2 separate regions of the Homo sapiens genome follow, and region 2 is linked to region 1. A link is an interaction called in ENCODE POLR2A ChIA-PET data of the cell type or tissue named here. Cell type or tissue: PC-9. All regions are shown on one strand.

Region 1 (5,000 bases):
CCCTTCAGGTCTACATTTCCTGCCGGGACAAATGCCATGTTAATCCAAACATTGATTTGTATGCCATCCAATCTCTCCTACTTTCGCCCTCCCTTCCTCCCTCCCTCCAACCTCCACCAGGGGAAGCAGAACAAAACAAAAAACAATCACTTTCTCTGTGGTACCCCACATCTGCATCTTCCTGGACCACGCACTCATCTTTGAATCCCTCTTGACTGGCATGTAGTAGGCCAACAAATAAGAGTTTGGTTTAGAAGGAATCACCTTACTGTAAAATAATGTAACTGGGAGTTGTAACAGCATGCTGGGAGTTGTAACAGCATCATGAATAAATATATATGCCCTAATGGAAACTCAAAGGAATATTTGGTCCCGACCAATTAAACATTGCCAGGATTTAAGGAATTTTGATACAATGAGAATTAACTGAAATGTCAATGTTCTTTTAAAAAGATATCATCAGTATTGAGTTGTTAATGACTCTTAGACATGTAAAAGTCTTTAATTCTATCTTGAACAAACAATAAATAAAAGAACTCCTCAGGAGATGCAAGTAAGCCTTGCTTTGATATATTTGGAAAGTAATTGAAATAGGTCAAATAGTGGCAGGGAATTGCATCAGCACTGGTGACCTACCTAAAGTGATTTAAATTTTTTGTTTTTTATTTTTGCCCAAAGAACATGAATACATGATAATGAATAGTCCAGAAGAATTTAGGATGAAAAGTGAATATCTCCTAGTTTACTTTTTCCCACCCTAGTCATATTCCTCAGAGGGAACTTCTATTTTTAGAATTTCTACAGGTTACTGCTAGAACTATAACAAATATGCTTATTCCCTTATAACTTCAGTTACCAACTTTAGACAGTGTCTCTCCTATGCAACAAAAGATGAGGATTTAGCTTGCTCAATTTACTTCCCCTTACTTCCCCTCTCAAGCCTTTTTCCCAGTGTTTTTTGTTAGTATTTTTGGATCATTGATTACTTCCTTTTTTAACTTTAATATAGTTTTTTTTTTTTATATCCTCACCCTTGGTTATTTATCCATTTGTCCTTTTCTTCTCATGTTGTCAAAATTGTTAATGCTTTTTTTTTTGGTTCTGTAATTATACAGTGTTCTGATACTATATTTATTATATGTTGGTTGAAAAAAATTAAATATTAATAAAGGCCTAAGTGCTTGGTTTGGATTTCTTTATTCCATTGTCACACTTTGGGCTGTAAGATGAATAATATATTTAGCCTTAAAGAGAAAAGGAATCTCTCTTCCTAAATTCTGTCATTTACTTAAAATTATTTTACAGTTTCATAGTTATACCATGACTTTCTGAAATTATAGTTATAAGCCTTTTTACTTTCTTTAAATTTATTTGGCCTTATAATCATGTCACCTTTTTATAATTTTTTTTTTTTCCTGGAGCCTACTTTCCTCTAACCTTCTGTCTTCTAACATCAATCTAGATAATTTGTAAAAGCCTGCTGTGTAGCTTTCATTATGGGTTATAGCTTTGTCTTCAGTGTGATGATTTTACCTGCGCTTTTCCACTGAATTTTCATGAGTTTGAGAATCCCCTAAAGTTGCATATAGAATTTGTGTGTGAATGAATTATTAAGCTTTTTTTCATATTCTCAAGGGTGGTTCTTATGATCCCAAAACACATCTATTTTAAAACATCTCCTTTCTTATCCTTTTTATATAATTACCTGTGGTTTCAGAATATTATTTTGTGCATCTTATGTGCTATATATTTTTGTCATACTAAACTATATTCATAACCTCTTCAACTCAAAGAGACTTTCTGCTTTCCTGGAAATGAGGCTGCCAATGAGCATTACACTGGGGTTCCATAGCATAGCCTTCAAGTATATACATTTCTGGCATCTGTAGTCATTTTTCCATACTCTTCAAATTTCCTGAAGTTATGTCTTGCCTGTAAGTGATAGTTTTTCAGCTTTCAAACAGTTGTTGGTCCATTTGGCTGCAGTGGTGATTTTGATGCCCTTCATAGTAGCAGAGGACATTATCACTACCTAATCACCTATTGACCTTTAACTTTGGTTTCCTTGGTCATTTCTTTGGGGCCTTTAGCCACTTTTAACCTTGTACCTTTTAAGTACCTTTAGCATGTTATCTTCTCATTGTTTCTTCATGGCAGGTTCAGTACTACCTTTTGTCAGATCTAAAGTTAATTGCCAAGATTGAAAATAACACAGTAAAAGCTACAATGGAATAAATAACACATGTTGCAGAGTACTTACTTTCTTTTATTCTTCGTAGTACTCATCTTGGCCAAGAATATTTTAAATAGGTACATTAATGGTCCCTGGCCAAGAGTATGCAGGCTAGTATACTATGTTAGTTCCCATTGTCTAGTGTAGGATAGAATGTAGAACCTAAGGAAAATATATTTGCTTGCTTTATTTTTTTAAAGGAGTGTTGTATTTGGGGAAAGTATGTTTATACTTTCATTGAACAAATGGCCATGTTTCTTTTGCCTCGACTTTTTTTTACTATCTGGAATAGTCTCTCTTTCCCATGTTCTTTCACTAGGCTAGCTTGTCTTTCAGGTCTGTGCTTAAATGCCACCATTCAGAGAAGCTTTCCCTGACCTTTCCAAATTAGTTTAAGTTCTGCATATGTATGTTTCCATCACATTCTCCACTGATTATTCATTTATTTATTTAAATCCTTTATTGAGCGCCTTCTATGAGCCAAGTTCTGTTCTGGAAGAGAGGATTCCAGCAGTGAACAAACAGAAGTCTCTGTTCTTACAGAGCTTATATTATGTTGAACAGAAATAAATAATGAACAAATAAGAATATAATACCAGGTAAAGAGTTCTAGGAAGAACAAAGCAGGGTAAAAGCATAAGACTAATGCCTGGCAGATGTAATTTACTTAGGGTGACCAGGAAAGGCCTTACTGAGAAGAAAGCATTAGGGCAGAGATTTGAAGATATGAGGGAGTGAGTTTAGCTAGGGGAGGAGCATTCTGTGCTGAAGGAACCGCAGCTCCAAAGGCTCAGGTGGGTGCATGCCTGGCATGTTCAGGAACAAGGAGGGCATTATGAGCAGAGTAGATGATTGAAGGGGACGGTGGTAGGACATGAAGTGCCAGTGGTTGTAATGAATAGGCAGATCATATAGGGCTTTCTGGACCATAGTGAGGACCTTAGCTAATTACCCTGAGTGTGTTGAGATGCCATAGGAGGGGAGTAGTAGGGGAATGAAGTGATATGACTGTGATCACTATGGCTACTCGGTAGAGAATAGTCTGCAGGAGAGCAAAGGTGAAAATAGGGAGAATAGTTAGGAAATTTGCCATCATTGAGATGAGAGCTGATGGTGGCTTGGACTAGGGTGGTTGAGGTGAGAAATGTTCAGATTCTGGATATATTTTTGAAGACAGAACCTATAGTATTTGCTGATGAATTGGGTGTTGGGTGTATGGACAGTGAGAAATAAGACTTTAAGGTTTTTGGCCTGAACTCATGTCAAGATATAATGGGGTGAGAGAACAGGAGAAATAGGTTTGGGGTAGTGCAGTGGGAGTAGTACAGTGAATGCAGTGGGGGAAGTACTCAGTAGCTCAATATTAGACGTGTTAAGTTTGAGAGGCTTACTGGAAATCTGAGTGGAGATATCAAATAGCCAATTGTTTATATGAATGTAGATCTCAGGTTAGGTTTAAGCTGACTGTCAAGTTGAAGAAGATTATTGAGGGATTTGAGAGAGAGAGAAAGGAATGGAATAATCATCTAGGACAGTAGGAAAATGAATTGACAGAAAAGTTTGAGTAGTATTGCTACTCAGTTGTGGTCAATGATCATGAAATCAGGTTGAGATCAGAGTCAGCAAAGTATATGCTTTTCTGCTACTGTAGGTTTTATCAGACAGTTATGAAAGAGGGAGGGAAGGGCAAGGCAGTAATTATAATGATGGGCCATTTAAAGTTAAGATGGATAAGAAAGTAGGGGGCCTGGGCACAGTGGCTCATGCCTGTAATAGCACTTTGGGAGACTGAGGTGAGTGGATCACTTGAGGTCAGGAGTTCGAGACCAGCCTGACCAACATGGTGAAACCCTGTCTCTACTAAAGAATACAAAAAAAAAAAAAAAATAGCCAGGTGTGGTGGCGTGCGCATGTTTTCCCAGCTACTTGGGGAGGCTGAGGCACAAGAATCACTTGAACCTGGGAGGCGGAGGCTGCAGTAAGCCGAGATCATGCCACTACACTCTGGGACAGAGTGAGACTCTGTCTAAAAAAAAAAAAAAAAAGGCGTAAGGGGATGAGTGACAGTAAAAAGATGGTAGAGTGAATGGATAGGAGGTCCCTCTGTGTTGAAAGAATTTGTGGAGGCAGAGTATTACAGATTTTAAGTGGGAATTATTCTCCCAGTGATGCCACCTCACTTTGTCTCCAAATCTCCCAAGAACAACAGATGTCCAAAAAGGCCAGACAGAAGCCAGGATAATTTAAACATCAGCTTTATTCCTGTTTACAGGCTTGAGAAAACTTAACATCAGCTGTCATGCCCTCTGTCAGTATGTATTCATGTACCAAAAATCATTCATGGGTACCTACTCAGAGCAGCCTCTCCTTTGACTTCCCTGTTTTGCTCAGCATTTTCACCACTCTTAGAAGTTCTGACCTTTCTTATTGTGGTCTTTATCACACTAATGTGTAGATTTTGTTTTTATTGTTACCCTTTTCATGTTATTGCCAGTTGGTGAAAACCTTTGTCTTGAAGGGAATATGGGAATTGATCATAGTAGTTTTTCACCATCTTTAAACCTTGCACCTAGAAGTTAATCAGCTTCAAAAACTGGATATTTACCTTAAAAAGAACAAAAAAGCCAACCAAACCAAAAAGAAAAAACAATTGGGAGTTCCCTGTACACGTATATACACATCCCTCACTAGACAATGAGCTTGTTTAGGGCAGGGTCAGTACATTATTCATAGTTTTTCTCAGCTTCTCCCACAATGCCTGGTAATA
Region 2 (5,000 bases), 190 kb after region 1:
CTTAGGGGAGAGCTATATGTAAACATTTGAGAGTCACCCACATGTATTTGGTAAATATAACATATTTTAAAACTATATAAAGTTCCTATTTCTGTTCCTATTACTGGTCTCTCATTCCGTAAGTTAAATGAGACAGGACAAAGCCTTTAAATTGGATTAAGTAGAAATGCTAAATTGAAAAGTTATTTTCATGTGGAACTACAGGATCTTAGTAAAAATATGTTGAAGGCTGGGTAGAAGTGTCTCCAGGGGGTTGCAATCATCATAAAAAGTTCTATTAGGAATATTTAGGAGGGCATTTAATAATATAATGGATATGGCTTTATATAGGTGTAAATATGTCAGTGTTGACCTCTGTTTGAAGTTGATATAAAAGCAAGATTATGGATTTAGCCATGATTCTGCATCACTTAATCCCGCTCCAGTGTGCAGGAATGAGTTAGGTATGTGAAATATGTATACCACCTTAATAAATCAGACTTTAACTTTGTTATCTGAGTTTGCTTACATTTCTCAGTGGCCTGGGAGAAATAATTAAATGACCGCCACTGAATCATTCTAATTGATGAATACACCAGACTTTAAAAGCATATGTGAAATATTGTGTTGCCTGTGGATTAAGACCTTGACTTTAGGAGGTTTCAGTTAGGAGATGTTTTCCCAGAGTTAAAAATATATTTTTGCAAATAAGCAAGTAAGAGAAGTCTTGGCTAATCTGGTGTTTTAATTTCTCACAAGTATACCAAATTTCCAAGTGTCAGCTATAATTAACTATGATCTGGGGATATGGGATCCTGACAAATCCATATGTGTGTACGGTGTAAGCATTAGAGACCACTTTGAAAAGCTGTGGAATAGAGATAACATCCCATAAGAAAGAAGTCATTTGTTATGCTGATATTCCAAAAAATTCTTACTTTTCCCAGGGAATATACAGATTAGTATACATAATGAGTAGATAAAAACACAGTAAAAGTTGTATTAAACAAAGTTTTCATAAGGCTTTTAGAGAATATATGGTATTTAAATAATTTGGAATTAAGAAGGAGATCATGAGGCTATAAAGCTTCTTAGGAGATGCCATCTGTCACTTTGCAACGTGAAGAAGGCCAGTCATCTCAACATTCAAGTCTATGTGAAGTTTTCCATGAGTGGATTTTGTATAAATGAGTTTCCATCTTATTTCAGAACTCATTTCTTCCAATTCTCTATTTTCTTTATGAGAGCCGCTCATCTAAAAGTTTGGGGATCTCATCTTTGTGTTGGACTTCTATCCTGTACCCCCTCATACACAAAATTCCTGAAATGTTTATTTTGAAGGCTGGTAGCATTTGACTAGAAGTCTAATCCAGAAAAAAAGAAAAAAAGGTAGGATGAGGAATTTACAGAAAATAATAAAAATATAAGCCCACAGGCAAGCCAACTTAAGAAATTTAGGGGTGAAAATAACAATTTTGGGGTTGCTTAGCACTAGAATGTTAAACCCTAAAGAAGTACAAATTAATGGTAAGATAAAAACATTTTAAAGAAAGGTTGGAAAAGGGGCAAGAATGATGATGAAACTGCCTTTGCAAAAATTATAACTGAGAAAATTATGACAGTGAAAGAGATCTGACCTAACCAGCTCCATTTTTCTTCTAACCTCCAAGCTGTCCTTGTTCATTCCAGGGCCTAGGCTGAACTAACTTTAGGAGGAATTCAGTTTATAATTTAACTTTGAAACAAAGATTATAATAGCCGTTTCCCAAAACAACCCCCCTTTCTGCCTGGGGACTAGATTGCCTTTGCAGGACTAACAAATTAGCCACAAGATTAGAAATTATGGTTTAGGAGTCATGCAGCTAGAGGCTGCAAGATTCTAAACTTCCCCAAATTGCTCCTGAGGATAATATCACTATTGTAAATATTAAAATCAGTGCTTGAGATATTTTGGAGACCCTGTACTCGATGGATCAGCTGACACCACTTAGATGGATAAACTGGCTCATCTGGTCTTATGGTCCCCACCCAGGAATTGACTCATCACAAGAGGACAGCTTCAACTCCCTATGATTTCATCTCTGACTTGACCAATCAGCACTCCTCACTTTCCATCTCCCATACAGCCAGCTCTGCATGAATTAAACTCTTTCTCTATTGCAATTCCCCTGTTTTTTTTTTGTTTTTTGATTTTGTTTGTTTGCTTTTAAGATGGAGTCTCACTCTGTCGCCAGACTGGAGTGCAGTGGCACGATTTCAGCTCACTGCAATCTCTGCCTCCCAGGTTCAAGTGATTCTCCTGCCTCAGCCTCCTGAGTAGCTGGGATTATAGGTGCCCGCCACCACACCCAGCTAATTTTTATATTTTTAGTAGAGACGGGGTTTCACCATGTTGACCAGTATGGTCTTGATCTCTTGACCTTGTGATCTGCCTGCCTCAGCCTCCCAAAGTGCTGGGATTACAGGTGTGAGTCACCGCACTTGGCTGCAATTCCCCTGTTTTAATAAATTGGCTCTGTCTAGGCAGCGGGCAAAATGGACTTGTTAGGTGGTTACAATGAAAGGATGAAAATAAAATGATTCAGGAAACCTTGCCAGTAGTGCTACAATAGAAAAATAAGGCAACTTTCCAATTCTGCTTGTTTGTAGAATTTTAGGTATGAAAATTGAATAGGTCAGGTAGATAGCCACCTCATGCTATTTCTTTGTGAGGTTACATCCTTTATCATCTCTGCCTCCAACTCAGACTTTCTGTAGCCATCAGTCAAAGATGATGTCCAAAGTCTAACCTAAGTTATTAAAAAGGAAGCATTAGGCCTGGTATGGTGGCTCATGCCTGTAATCTCAGCATTTTTGGAGGTGGAGATGGGAGGATCACTTGAGGCCAGGGGTTCAAGACCAGCCTGGGCAACATAGTGTGATCCCATTTCTACAAAAAAAACAAAACAAAACAAAACAGGCATGATGGTGCATAACTGTAGTCCCAGCTACTCAGGAGGCTGAGGTGCAAGGATGGCTTGAACCCGGGAGGTCAGGGCTACAGTGAACTACTGATTGCATCATTCCACTCCAGCCTAGGTGACAGAGACCCTGTCTCAAAAAATATATATATATTAAATGTTAGCACCTGAGAAGTCAACAGTGTTGAACAGGGAATCAGGAGTGACTTCCCTCCCCACTTCTGGCTGGGACACATAAGGGTCCGGTTGTCACGCACACTGTTGTGGCCAATCTCATGGCTGAACTCTTGGAGAACCAGCAGTCACCTCAGAGCTCTAACATGCACCCCCAGGAACCAGTGGCACGTGGCTCCAGAGCGCAGCTGCACCAGCAGAACATGGAGCACCTGCTTGAGAGCTGCCCCAGAATCACCTACAGAGCCAGATCCGACCCTAAGGAGCTTCTCCCATCTGGCCCTTGAGTCCCTTCAGCTTACCTACATGTCTCTGCACCATGCGTTGTCTCTCACCAATTACATTTGAACTACCAGGAGAGACTAAATCATTCAGTATGCTTGTGGTTCTCCAAATTATCTTTGTTGACTGCATTATCCATAAAATACCCTTATATGAGCCTTATTCTCTTTGGCTTTCTTTGGTTAAGAAATACACTTTTAGGCCGAGCGCAGTGGGTTCACACTTGTAATCCCAGCATTTTGGGAGGCCAAGGCAGGCGGATGGCTTGAGGCCAGGAGTTTGAGACCAGCCTGGCCAACATGATGAGACCCTGTCTCTACCAAAAAATACAAAAAAAAAATTAGCTGGGCCTGGTAGCACACACCTGTAGTCCCAGCTACTGGGAAGGCTGGGGTAGGAGAATTACTTGACCCGGGAGGTGGAGGTTGCAGTGAGCCGAGACTGTGCCACTGCAACCAGCCTGGGTGACAAGAGTGATACTCCATGTCAAAAAAAAAAAAAAAGTCACTTTTCACTAAAATAAAACTTCTCATGAATATGAGGTATTTATCTCATTGTTGCCAAGTGTGGCTTTTATTAAAGCTTGAAGAGTGAGAAAATGAATAGCTTTTCATCAGCCACTAATGGAACAAAAATGGCTTACATGTGTGACTTTCCACAAGATTAATTTAAATTGGGGAGAACTGGCTAGCTTTCTCCTGTCGTGCTCTTTAGTAAATGCATAAGATAAATGCAGCACAGCGAATTTTGCCCCTCTGTTAGTAAAATTAGTTTCTGTGCAGTCTGGTTGACCCTGCCTGCTACAGCGCACAGCTGCTTTGGCATGCTAATTGAATTGTCAACAATAAACACTGGGAAGGAGGCACTTGAAGCTACCATTTTGGGCCACAAAACCTCTGCTTAAAGGCTGCCTGCTGTTTCTCCCAACTATGCATGAAAAGCAATTAAGAAAAGTCTTGTATAACTGTAGTCTGCTAAATCAAGGATAAGCTGTATATTGGAACTAACAAAAGACACACAAAACGCTTGCAAATCTTCTCAGGACCAAACTGTGTGCACTTGTGCTTGTAAGAATGTGTGGCCCAATTAATGGAAAAACACTTAACTAAAAGTTAAATTGCCCTGTTACCTTTTGCCCTATTAACTGGTGTCTAGCCTTAAGCATGAGAACCCTAGCTGAATGCTTATTTTACCAAGGCAGAAACACAATGAACCAGATATGAACCAGTCTAATAACTTTACCAGTCCTGGGCCAACTATTAATGCTAAGAATTTATACTGAATGAATAGATACCTCTTTGTTATTTCTAATTGTCATGGTGAAAAGGTTACTAAATTCCCACACGTGATGGGACAAAAGACACTTTGCCTACACAACAGCTCCATTTGACACCGTGGAAGGAAAGGACTGGAAGCATTTAGGCTGAGTTAAAAAAATAAAATACAGGCTGCATTTGTTGACAATTAGATGTGCCGTGTTAACATAAACTTAAGTTACTTGCTTTTAAAATTGTGTAGAGTTATTCTCTTGTTACTAATATCTTACAATTTTGACATGTACTTTCCCCCTAAAAAAATTTATAAACTGTTCTAGGCTCCAAATGA

Evidence for each region. ChIA-PET counts read pairs that join two places held together with the same protein. Peaks named below come from ENCODE experiments on the same cell type or tissue, not always from the same donor. Only the 100,000 strongest peaks of a DNase experiment are listed, where the experiment ranks them.
Region 2: POLR2A ChIA-PET joins it to region 1 with 9 read pairs; 1 of 35 experiments calls an interaction of 5 or more read pairs at or near these places.

The regions. Positions count from the first base shown.
Region 1 is chr2:183,011,900-183,016,899 of GRCh38, reverse strand. All of the region lies in intron 2 of NCKAP1 (NCK associated protein 1), which reads left to right. Among named protein-coding and RNA genes, the nearest start is that of NCKAP1, 24 kb to the left of the region's middle. In PC-9, no CTCF peak of the experiment used is centred here; no DNase peak of the experiment used is centred here; H3K27ac peaks cover 1,101 bases.
Region 2 is chr2:182,818,412-182,823,411 of GRCh38, reverse strand. No RefSeq gene overlaps it. Among named protein-coding and RNA genes, the nearest start is that of FRZB, 46 kb to the left of the region's middle. RefSeq lists an enhancer at 3,945-4,825. In PC-9, no CTCF peak of the experiment used is centred here; a DNase peak (open chromatin) is centred at 2,013.